2 separate regions of the Homo sapiens genome follow, and region 1 is linked to region 2. A link is an interaction called in ENCODE POLR2A ChIA-PET data of the cell type or tissue named here. Cell type or tissue: PC-9. All regions are shown on one strand.

What was found. Peaks named below come from ENCODE experiments on the same cell type or tissue, not always from the same donor. Only the 100,000 strongest peaks of a DNase experiment are listed, where the experiment ranks them.
Region 1: POLR2A ChIA-PET joins it to region 2 with 7 read pairs; 2 of 35 experiments call an interaction of 5 or more read pairs at or near these places.

Annotation. Positions count from the first base shown.
Region 1 is chr14:63,788,328-63,793,327 of GRCh38, forward strand. It overlaps a transcript of SYNE2 not described here and the pseudogene HMGN2P14. Among named protein-coding and RNA genes, the nearest start is that of SYNE2, 62 kb to the right of the region's middle. In PC-9, no CTCF peak of the experiment used is centred here; no DNase peak of the experiment used is centred here.
Region 2 is chr14:64,250,988-64,255,987 of GRCh38, forward strand. The region is part of intron 6 of ESR2 (estrogen receptor 2); the gene reads right to left. Among named protein-coding and RNA genes, the nearest start is that of ESR2, 41 kb to the right of the region's middle. In PC-9, no CTCF peak of the experiment used is centred here; a DNase peak (open chromatin) is centred at 2,874.

The sequences.
Region 1 (5,000 bases), 460 kb before region 2:
CCAGGGAGTTCTCGCCCTGCCAACTCAGAAGGGGCAGAGCTTCTGCTTATCACCGGCTCCTTGGAGCAGGAGGCCTGGGTCTGCAGCAGTGGGTCAGGCAGCTGCAGCTGCACCCGGGAGGGCAGGGCAGGGATCCTGCCTGCTCCCGGCCCACACAAGAGCACAGGGAGGCTCGGATCTGCAGCCACAACTTGGGTGGCTACAGCCTGTCCAGGAGAGCGGGGCTCCTGCCTGCTCCATGGAGCAGGAGGCCCAGGTCTACAGGCACGGTTTGGACGGCTGCAGCGGCACCCAGGAAGCTCCCGCCTTAACTCAGAAGGAGGGGGGTTCCTGCCTGTCCCGGCGTCCCGCTGCCTCCACGGAGCATGCAGCCCCAGCCGCACCTCCCCACTGCCTGGCTTATTTCACTTAACATAATGTTCGTACACTGATGAGGAATGTAAATTAGTACAGCCACTATGTAAAACAATATGGAGTTTCCCCCAGAACTAAAAATAGAACTAGCATATGATCCAGCAATTCCGCTGCTGCGTATATACCCAAAAGAAAGGAAATAAGTGTATCAAAGAGATATCTGCACTCCCATGTTTATTGCAGCACTGTTCACAGTAGCCAAGATGTGTAGTCAACCCAAGTGTCCATCAACAGATAAATAGATAAAGAAAATGTGGTGTATATATACACAATGGAATATTATTTAGCTATAAGAAAGAATGGATTTCTGTTATTTGCAGCAACATGGATAAAACTAGAGAACATTATGTTAATTTTCTTAGTTTTCATTACCCCAAACCCTTTGCCAATTTGTCTAAATCTCCTTTCAAGAGGTTCTGATGCATCAAATATTTCACTGGTTTCATCATCTAAAGAAATCCCTCTTGGTGCCTATGATCTGCTCCAACTGAACAGGTTTGCTCTCAGTGCCTGGTGACAGCTGTCAACTGGGGAACTCCCTTCACTATCCTGGTGCTTATCCTAGATCTCCTGTTTCCTGTGTCCTATGTCATTTTCATTTTTTGGTTATATTTTTGTTTCAGAAGAGCATATCTCTAGTAAATTCCTAGTAAAGATACGAAGGAATTTTGTTTCATTTTGTTTGCTTTTTCATTCTTTGCACGCCTGAAAATATTCCCATTTCCCATCTTGTATTTGATTTATCAGAAGTAGAATCTGGCCGGGCGCAGTGGCTCAGACCTGCCATCCTAGCACTTTGGGAGGCCAAGGCAGGCAGATCACCTGAGGTCAGGAGTTCAAGACTAGCCTTACCAACATGGCGAAATCCTGTCTCTTAACTAAAAATACAAAAATTAACCAGGTTGGTGGCACTGTAATCCCAGCTACTCTGGAGGCCAAGGCAGGAGAATCGCTTGAACCAGGGAAGTGGAGGTTGCAATGAGCTGAGATCGTGCCACTGCACTCCAGCCTGGGCGACAGTGAGACTTGTCTCAAAAAAAAAAAAAGAAGAAGAAGTAGAACCTAAACTAAGGAGACCTCACCAAAGACAGATTGGGAATATAAAAAGTGAGTGTAGAGATGAAAAAATTGTAGGGGAGTTTGAAAATTCAGGAGTGGATCCTGGAGGACTGCCTGAATACATTCACCTGAAATGAGACATTGAACTAGAAAGAAACTGAGATACCTTTAATTGGCTGCATTACATTCCTATTCCACTTCCACCCTCCCTCTGTAGAATGAGAGCTCAAGAGGAAGTTTAAGTCAGTGGTAGAAATTAAGGGATTGGCCGGAAATTGCTCAGCAATTTGGAAGCCCAAGGTGGGCCAATTAATTGAGCCCAGGAGTTCCAGACCAGCCTCGGGCAACATGGCAAAACCCCATCCCTACAAAAAAATACAAAACAGCTGGGTATGGTGGCATGCACCTGTAGTCCCAGCTACTCAGGAGGTTCAGGTGGGGGGATCACCTGAGCCTGGGGAGGAGGAGGAGGCTACAGGGAGCTGTGATTGTACCACTGCAATGCAGCCTGGGTGACAGAGCAAGACCCTGTCTCAAAAAAAGAAAAAGGAAGGAAAGAAGAAAAGAAAGAAGGAAGGAAAGAAAGAAAAAGAAAGAAAGAAGGAGTGCTGTATGTTTTGTATATCTGAGTTTGTTGTGGGCTCAAAGTTTACCCCTCCGCCATGTATATTTCTGACTTCCATTACTGTTTTTTTCCATAAAGAATACCTTTTACTTTTGTAATCAGAAAAAACAATACAGCTGTCTCCATTTGGTGGCAAAGTTTGAGAGAAACTGAAGAACACCTTGTAGAGGAGCATTTCCAAGGTATACAGTAGTTTCTTATCAATGAGTGATGAGGGAGTGGTGTGAATAGGAGAGGCTGTTGGATAAATGAAAGGTCAGTAGAAGGATCACACAGTTCTATTGAATATTATTCAACATTTTGCAGAGGTGTCTGGCTCTGTGCAGAAAGAATTGCCACAATTTTTCAAAGAACAACACAAAGATATAATAACTTTATTATGCCACTTATTTTCCTCCTAATGGAAACTTCATTCTCACTGGGTTCTTTGCAAACTCTCCTGTCTAGAGACAGGAGAAAATCATGTATAGAAACACAGTACAGAACAGAAATAATAACTACCCCTGATTCCTATGTCTGAAGATTATAGCTACCAGAAGAATTTTTTTTTTTTAGACAGAGTCTCGCTGTCGCCCAGGCTGGAGTGCAATGGCATTATCTGGGCTCACTGCAAACTCTGCCTCCCAGGTTCAAGTGATTCTCATGCCTCAGCCTCCCAAGTAAGTGGGATTACAAATGCCTGCCACCACACCCAGCTAGCTAATTTTTGTATTTTTAGTAGAGTCAGGGTTTCACCATGTTGTCCAGGCTGGTCTTGAACTTCTGACCTCAGGTGATCTGCCTGTCTCGGCCTCCCAAAGTGTTAGGATTACAGGCATGAACCAGTGTCCAGCCAGAGTGATTCTGATTGGCCCAATCCCGCCTCCTTGAAATTGATCCTCCTCATTACTGTTAGAAAGGTCTAACTGAAATGCAAATGTAACAACATTTCCTTATAATTTAAAATAATTTACTGTCCTGTCAACTCCCTCCTCCATTGACTTAGCATGGTATATAAAGTCCTTTATGATCTGGTGCTTGTTGTCTCTTCTGTCACTTCCCTATTACATTTTATGCCTATAAATATCTCAATTTTTCTCTTTACTTTAGAAGAGATGAGAAAATGGAAGTATATCATAGCAAATTTGCTATATTTTTACCAGAACTAGTTAGCATTAGCCTGAAGTAACTGTGATAAAGAAGCATACTGCAATCCCTATAGCAATTGGTAAGAAAATTACTCAAATAAAAACTTAAGGCTGGACGTGGTGGCTCATACCTGTAATCCCAGCACTTTGGGAGGCTGAGGTGGGAGGATCATGAGGTCAGGAGATTGAGACCATCCTGGCTAACATGGTGAAACATCGTCTCTACTAAAAAATACAAAAAAATTAGCCGGGCGTGGTGGCAGGTGCCTGTAGTCCCAGCTACTCAGGAGGCTGAGGCAGGGGAATGGTGTGAACCCAGGAGGCGGAGCTTGTAGTGAGTGAGATCGCGCCACCGCACTCCAGCCTGGGTGAAAGAGCGAGACTCCGTCTCAAAAAAAAAAACAAAAACAAAACTTAAAAATGAACAAAGGAATTAAAAGAATACATTGAAAGATATTTGTTTAATGCAAAAGAAGGCAGTAACATTGGCACAGAGGAACAAAAATGACATGAAACACAATAGAAACAAATAGGAAAATGACAGGCATAAATCCAACCATACGAGTAATTACATTAAATGTACATGAATTAAACACTCCAATTAAAAGCAGAGATTATCAGATAAATAAATAGGGTTCAATTACATGCTGTCCATAAGAGATACTCTTTAGATTCAAAGATATAATGTAAATGTAAAACTATGGGAAAAATCATCTTAAGAGCTGGAGTCACCTGTAATCCCAACAATTTGGGATGCTGAGACAGGTGGATCACTTGGGGTCAGGAGTTCAAGACCAGCTTGGCCAACATGATGAACATGGCGAAACCCCATCTCTACTAAAAATACAAAACATTAGGCTGGCGTGGTGATGTGCACCTGCAATCCCAGCTACTCGGGAGGCTGAGGCATAAGAATCACTTGAACCCAGGAGGTGGAGGTTGCAGTGAGTGAAGATTGTGCCACTGCACTTCAGCCTGGGTGACAGAGCAAAACTCTGTCTCCAAAGAAAAAAAGAGCTGGAATAACTATATTTATATCAGATAAAATAGACTTTAAGATTTTTTTAGAAGTTACTATTGAAGAGAGGGATGTTTTATTTATTTGTTTGTTTGTTTGTTTGTTTGTTTTTTAGAGACAGGGTCTTGCTCTCTCGCCAAGGTTGGAGTGAGTGGCACAATCAGAGCTCACTGCAGCCTCAACCTCCCAGGCTCAAGTGATCGTGATCACCTGATCGTCCCACCTCAGCCTCCCAAGTAGCTAGGACTACAAGTGCGTGCTACCATGCCCAGATAATTTTTTATTTTTTGTAGAGATGGGGTCTCACTATGTTGCCCAGGCTGGTCTTGAACTCCTGGGCTCAAGGGATCCTCTCGCATCCACCTCCCAAGTGCTGGATTACAGGCTGAGCCACTGCACCAGCCTGAAATATTATTTTTTATCAAGTTTCACAAAAATGTAGAATATTATCATACTTTTTTTAAAGCTATATTATTAGCACACAGAACACTTCATTGTTGTTTTTTGGAGAAGAGGCACATTATGTCACTAATAGAATGTCCCCAAAGCTGGATTGATGTGGGCAAAACAGCTTTCTCTTTTAGATTTGAGAGACTTCCTCTTGGCTCCCAGGAGGAGGAATTTCCTGATGTTGACACACACAGCCACCTTGGCACAAATGTCTTAAGGTATGGAAAAACAAATTCATCTTTATGTCCACTTCTGCCTTCCCACCTTCTGAACAGACTTAACTCCCTTAAGCCCAGACAACTTTTGA
Region 2 (5,000 bases):
AAGTACACAGGTTAAGTGACAAAACACCAGTGCCCCCTGGAAGTCACTCATAGGAAAAGGCCGTCTTAGAGAATCCAGAGCACTGGGCAAAGAGTGCCAAATCTACAGGAAGCCTCATCTTTCCACCTCCCCAGCTCTAGGCTCTCCCAGGCAACCTGATGCAGGCATCCAGTAAGGACAACACAAGCCCTGCACAGAGATAACACAAAAAACACCTGAATCACCTTGCCTGCGGACAATTAATTATTGGAAATTGTAACTGTTGGACTTGGGGACATTTGATACTAAGGAAAGCTAGTTTGAAAATATCTCTATGGGGCAAAAAAAAAAAAAAACAAAAAAACCCACCAACTCCTGCATTGATATTTGATTATCTCTTTATTCTTCTGTGCTGATGTGGGATTATACACACATGCACAATACATACACACACACACACACACTCACACACACCCCTCCCCAAGTGGTATGGTAAGGGAACCCACCTGAAATCAATCCTATTTTCCAGAAGTACCTGTGCCTTAGTTCCTCAATATTGAAATTGGTATCATTTCCTCATTAAAATATATGCCATTTTCACTGCAAATTTATGTTCCAAAAATGGGAGGAGGGTTGGCATACTGAGGTATTTTAAACCCTGATAAAGGCTGTCCCTCACAGTAATCAGACCATACATAACTCATGGAGAAAGTTAATTTCTAAACAAAGTCTAAAGAACTAGGTCTGATTGCTTTCTTTTTAAGCAGGTGTGACAGTCAACCATTTCATTCAAGGGGTGGCAAAGTTAGAATATTTTTATTCACTCCACAGTCTGCAGAAACCAAATACATTTCAACAAAATAAATGAGAAATGAAGAGGCAATAAAGTATAAGACATCGTAAATGACAGCCCAGTAAAGGTCTTTCAGATGAGTTACACAGAACAAAGTTAGTAAAGACTCTAAATTAATGACATCTATTTTATTTATTTTATAATTTTAGATTGAAACTGAATTATGAGTAAGAAATTAGGACAGGGTTAAAAGAGTTGAATTAAAGACAGGGCTGGCTGGGTAAAGTGGCCCATGTCTGTAATCCTCGTGCTTTGGGGAGGCCAAAGTGGGAGGATCACTTGAGGCCAAGAGTTCTAGACCAGCCTGGGCGATGTAGCAAGACCTTGTCTCTACAAAATAATAATAAACCAGGCATGGTAGCATACACCTATAGTCCCAGTTCCTCAGGGGGCTGAAGCAAAAGATCACTTGAGGCCAGGAGCCCAAGGTTGCAGTGAGCCGTGATGGCACCACTGCACTCCAGCCTGGGCCACAGAGCGGGACCGTCTCTAAAAAAAAAAAAACAAAAACAAAAACAGGGCATATGATTTGAATGTTAAAATATTGAAACAATGTATCAACCAAACTGACCTACTCAGGAAATTTATTTTTGCACACTATCTGTCCATAAACTACTAAATAAAATCAGTAATAACATGGAATATCTTTGTATTAGTCCATTTTCACATTGCTATAAAGCACTATCTGAGACTGGGTAATCTATGAAGAAAAAAGGTTTAACTGACTCACAGTTCTGCATGGCTGGGGAGGCCTCAGGAAACTTACAATCATGGCAGAGAGCAAAGGGAAACCAAGGCACATCTTACATGGAGGCAGGAGAGCGAGTGACTGAGCAAGACAGCCGGGAGCTGCCAAACACTTTTAAAGCATAAGCTCCTGTGAGAACTCACTCACTCTCATGAGAACAGCATGGGGGAAACCATCCCCATGATCCAATCACTCCCACCAGATCCCTCCCTTGACACGTGGAGATTACAATTTCAGATGAGATTTGCTGGGGACACAGAGCCAAACCATATCAAATTTATTACTTGACAATCACTTTTTTTTTTTGAGACAGGGTCTCACCCCGATGCCCAGACTGGAGTGCAGTGGCATGATCTCTGCTCTCTGCAACCTCCTCCTCCTAGGTTCAAGTGATTCTCCTGCCTCAGCCTCCCATGTAGCTGGGATTACAGGCACACACCACTATGCCTGGCTAATTTTTGCATTTTTAGTAGAGAAGGGGTTTCACCATGTTGGCCAGGCTGGTCTTGAACTCCTGACCTCAAGTGATCCACTCACCTCAGCCTCCCAAAGTGCTGGGACTACAGGTGTGAGCAACCGAGCCCGGCCAATAATCACTCTTTATAAAATAAGAATATTGCTTTTTATTTTTTATTTTTTTTAAGATGGAGTCTTGCTCTGTCGCCCCAGCTGGAGTGCAATGACGTGATCTTGGCTCACTGCAACCTCCACTTCCTGGGTTCAAGCAATTCTCCTGCCTCAGCTTCCCAAGTAGCTGGGATTACAGGCGCCTGCCACCACACCCAGCTAATTTTTGTATTTTTAGTAAAGAAGGGGTTTCATCATGTTGCTCAGGCTTGTCTCGAACTCCTGACCTCAGGTGATCCACCCATCTCAGTCTCCCCAAGTGCTGGGATTACAGGCGTGAGCCACCGTGCCTGGCCTAAAGAAGAATATTGTTTAATACAACAACAAAATGTTGAATGAGTGGGCCTCCCTTAGGGGTACACTATTTGTGTGTGTGTGTGTGTGTGTGTGTGTGTGTGTGTGTGTGTGTGTATGTATGTGTGTGTATATATATATATATATCTCTGCTCGCAGCACACACCTGGGTACAGACCATGGTTTACCTCTGTGTGTATGGCAATGGCAGGGAGTGTTTAAGGCTTAGAATTGGGAATTGAAAATTCGGTGGTTATCTTGAAGGAATTTAGCATACAAATAACTAATGTGAATGTAAACTCAAGACATTTATACATATACAATTCCACGGACCTATCTGCAAATGTCCACAATGGGATCCAAGCCAGATACAAACTTCCTCTGACTAATAATTTAACATTAGTCAGTTGCCTGTTGATACTAAGGACACAAAAATGTCTTTGCATATGTGACTTTTTTTTGAGCAATTAGACAGTCAGGTTCTTTAGATCTTCACGTGAATTTATGATGAATTTAGTGGTTAGTAAAAGAAAAACTAAATGCTTAGAAATAAGCTGAAGTAATGAGATTTTCCTCTCATCCTCAGTAGACACAAGTTTTCTTGTTGTGGACACCTCAACAAGAATAAAGGGAAACAGAAATTATAGTTTCAGTATCCACAAATGGGCAACTGTTAGTTGTATTCACTGTTTATTCAGCCATATTACCACTTGAAGAAGCTCTGCTAGGACAATCCAGCAGAAGACAGTTATTTTCAAATGGTGTGAAGATTCCCTTCACTTTGCAAAAAAGAGTCGTAATAGAAGTCTTTATGGAGCATGACTCCTGACTTTTTGAATGAGCAACTCCTCTACAAATATACCTATTACATAAAAGTATATTCATTTGTATAAGAGAGGACTAAGTAACTGAACTATCTTAGACTTCAAGTTCCAGACTTCAGAAAGTTAATGTGTTAAAAATACTAGAGACTGTAGGCTGGGCGTGGTGACTCACGTCTGTAATCCCAACAATTTGGGAGGCTGAGGCTGGGGGATCACTTGAAGTCAGGACCTCGAGACCAGCTTGGCCAACATGGTAAAACCCCGTCTCCACTAAAAAAAAAAAAAAAATACAAAAATTGGCCAGCCGTAGTGGCACATGCCTGTAATCCCACCTACTCAGGAGGCTGAGGCACAAGAATCACTTGAGCTTGGGAGGCGGAGATTGCAGTGAGCTGAGATCATGCCATCGTATTCCAGCCTGGGTGACAGAGCGAGACTCCATCTCAAAAACAAAAAACAAACAAACAAAAACTACTAGAAATTGCAACAACAAATAAACACCAGTAGTCATTCCAAAAAAAAAAAAAAATGCCTGCTCAACATGAATGCATTTACAATTCCCAAGAATTCCTCTTCTATACTCAATCAAATATACTAGATTTATGTTTTACAACATAATACTTTCACTTAAGTTATAAAGGCAGTGTAAGTCTATTAGAAATAATTTGTAAGAAAAATAACTTTTCTTCTATTAACTAAAAGGTAGGCCTAATATTTTTCCAGGATTTGTGTCCACTTATAGTAATGTATACACACAATTACAGGAATTAAAGAACGCATACAGAGAAATGGGAGAGTGGAGAGTTAATTGTACTAAAAACCAGGAATGAAATAGTCACCAAAAATAAACACTAAATTTGGCATCAATTTAGAAATCAAGACAAAAGATAAAATAATCCTAAAGTCTGCAAATTATTTGTCAAGGGATGGAATGTGTTCCTAGGACTAACTTCAAGGAAAATTATATGTGTATATTTATACATATGTATATTTGGCCCCAGTTAAAACACCAAGCAGAATACAATGAATGAATGAGAGCAATGGCTTGGCTAGGTGCTTGGCTTTTCAGCCTGCCTTGCGACATGGTACCCTGAGATGACAGTGGGGAGAGTGGGTTTCTGCAGTGTGTTACAAGTAAAACAGGGCTGTTCTCTACCAAAACATCTCTGTTCTGCAGAATGTGCTCTTTGTCAACATTGTCACCCATAACAACAGGTAGAATAAAGTAGAGAGTTAGTTTGCCATTTGGCAACCCCCCAAGTCCAGCTCCACCACCTATTATCCTACCTGTAAGCAGGTTTCTCAATCTCCCATTTCCAATATCTGAATGATAGAGATAATAATGGATCCTACTCCCTCAAAGGGGGCAGGAAGATTGTGAAGATTAAATGTGTTGACATAAGTTAAATGCATAAGGTGCTGCCAAGCACATACAAGCCAATAGGTTAACTATTTTGTTTGTTACTGAAGGGTCTTGTGCCCTGAACTTCTCTGGTCTTCCAGAGCCTCCCTCCATGGTTTACCACCTGGGCTTGCTCCTGTTCAAGTCACATCAGTCCTCCAGCTCTTCTCAGAGGATCTGTTCTCTATCAAAACACCATTATGCAGAACAGTGCTCTTTTAATAACATTGTCAACCATGACAAAAGGCAGAATGGGGACTGATACCTTGGGGC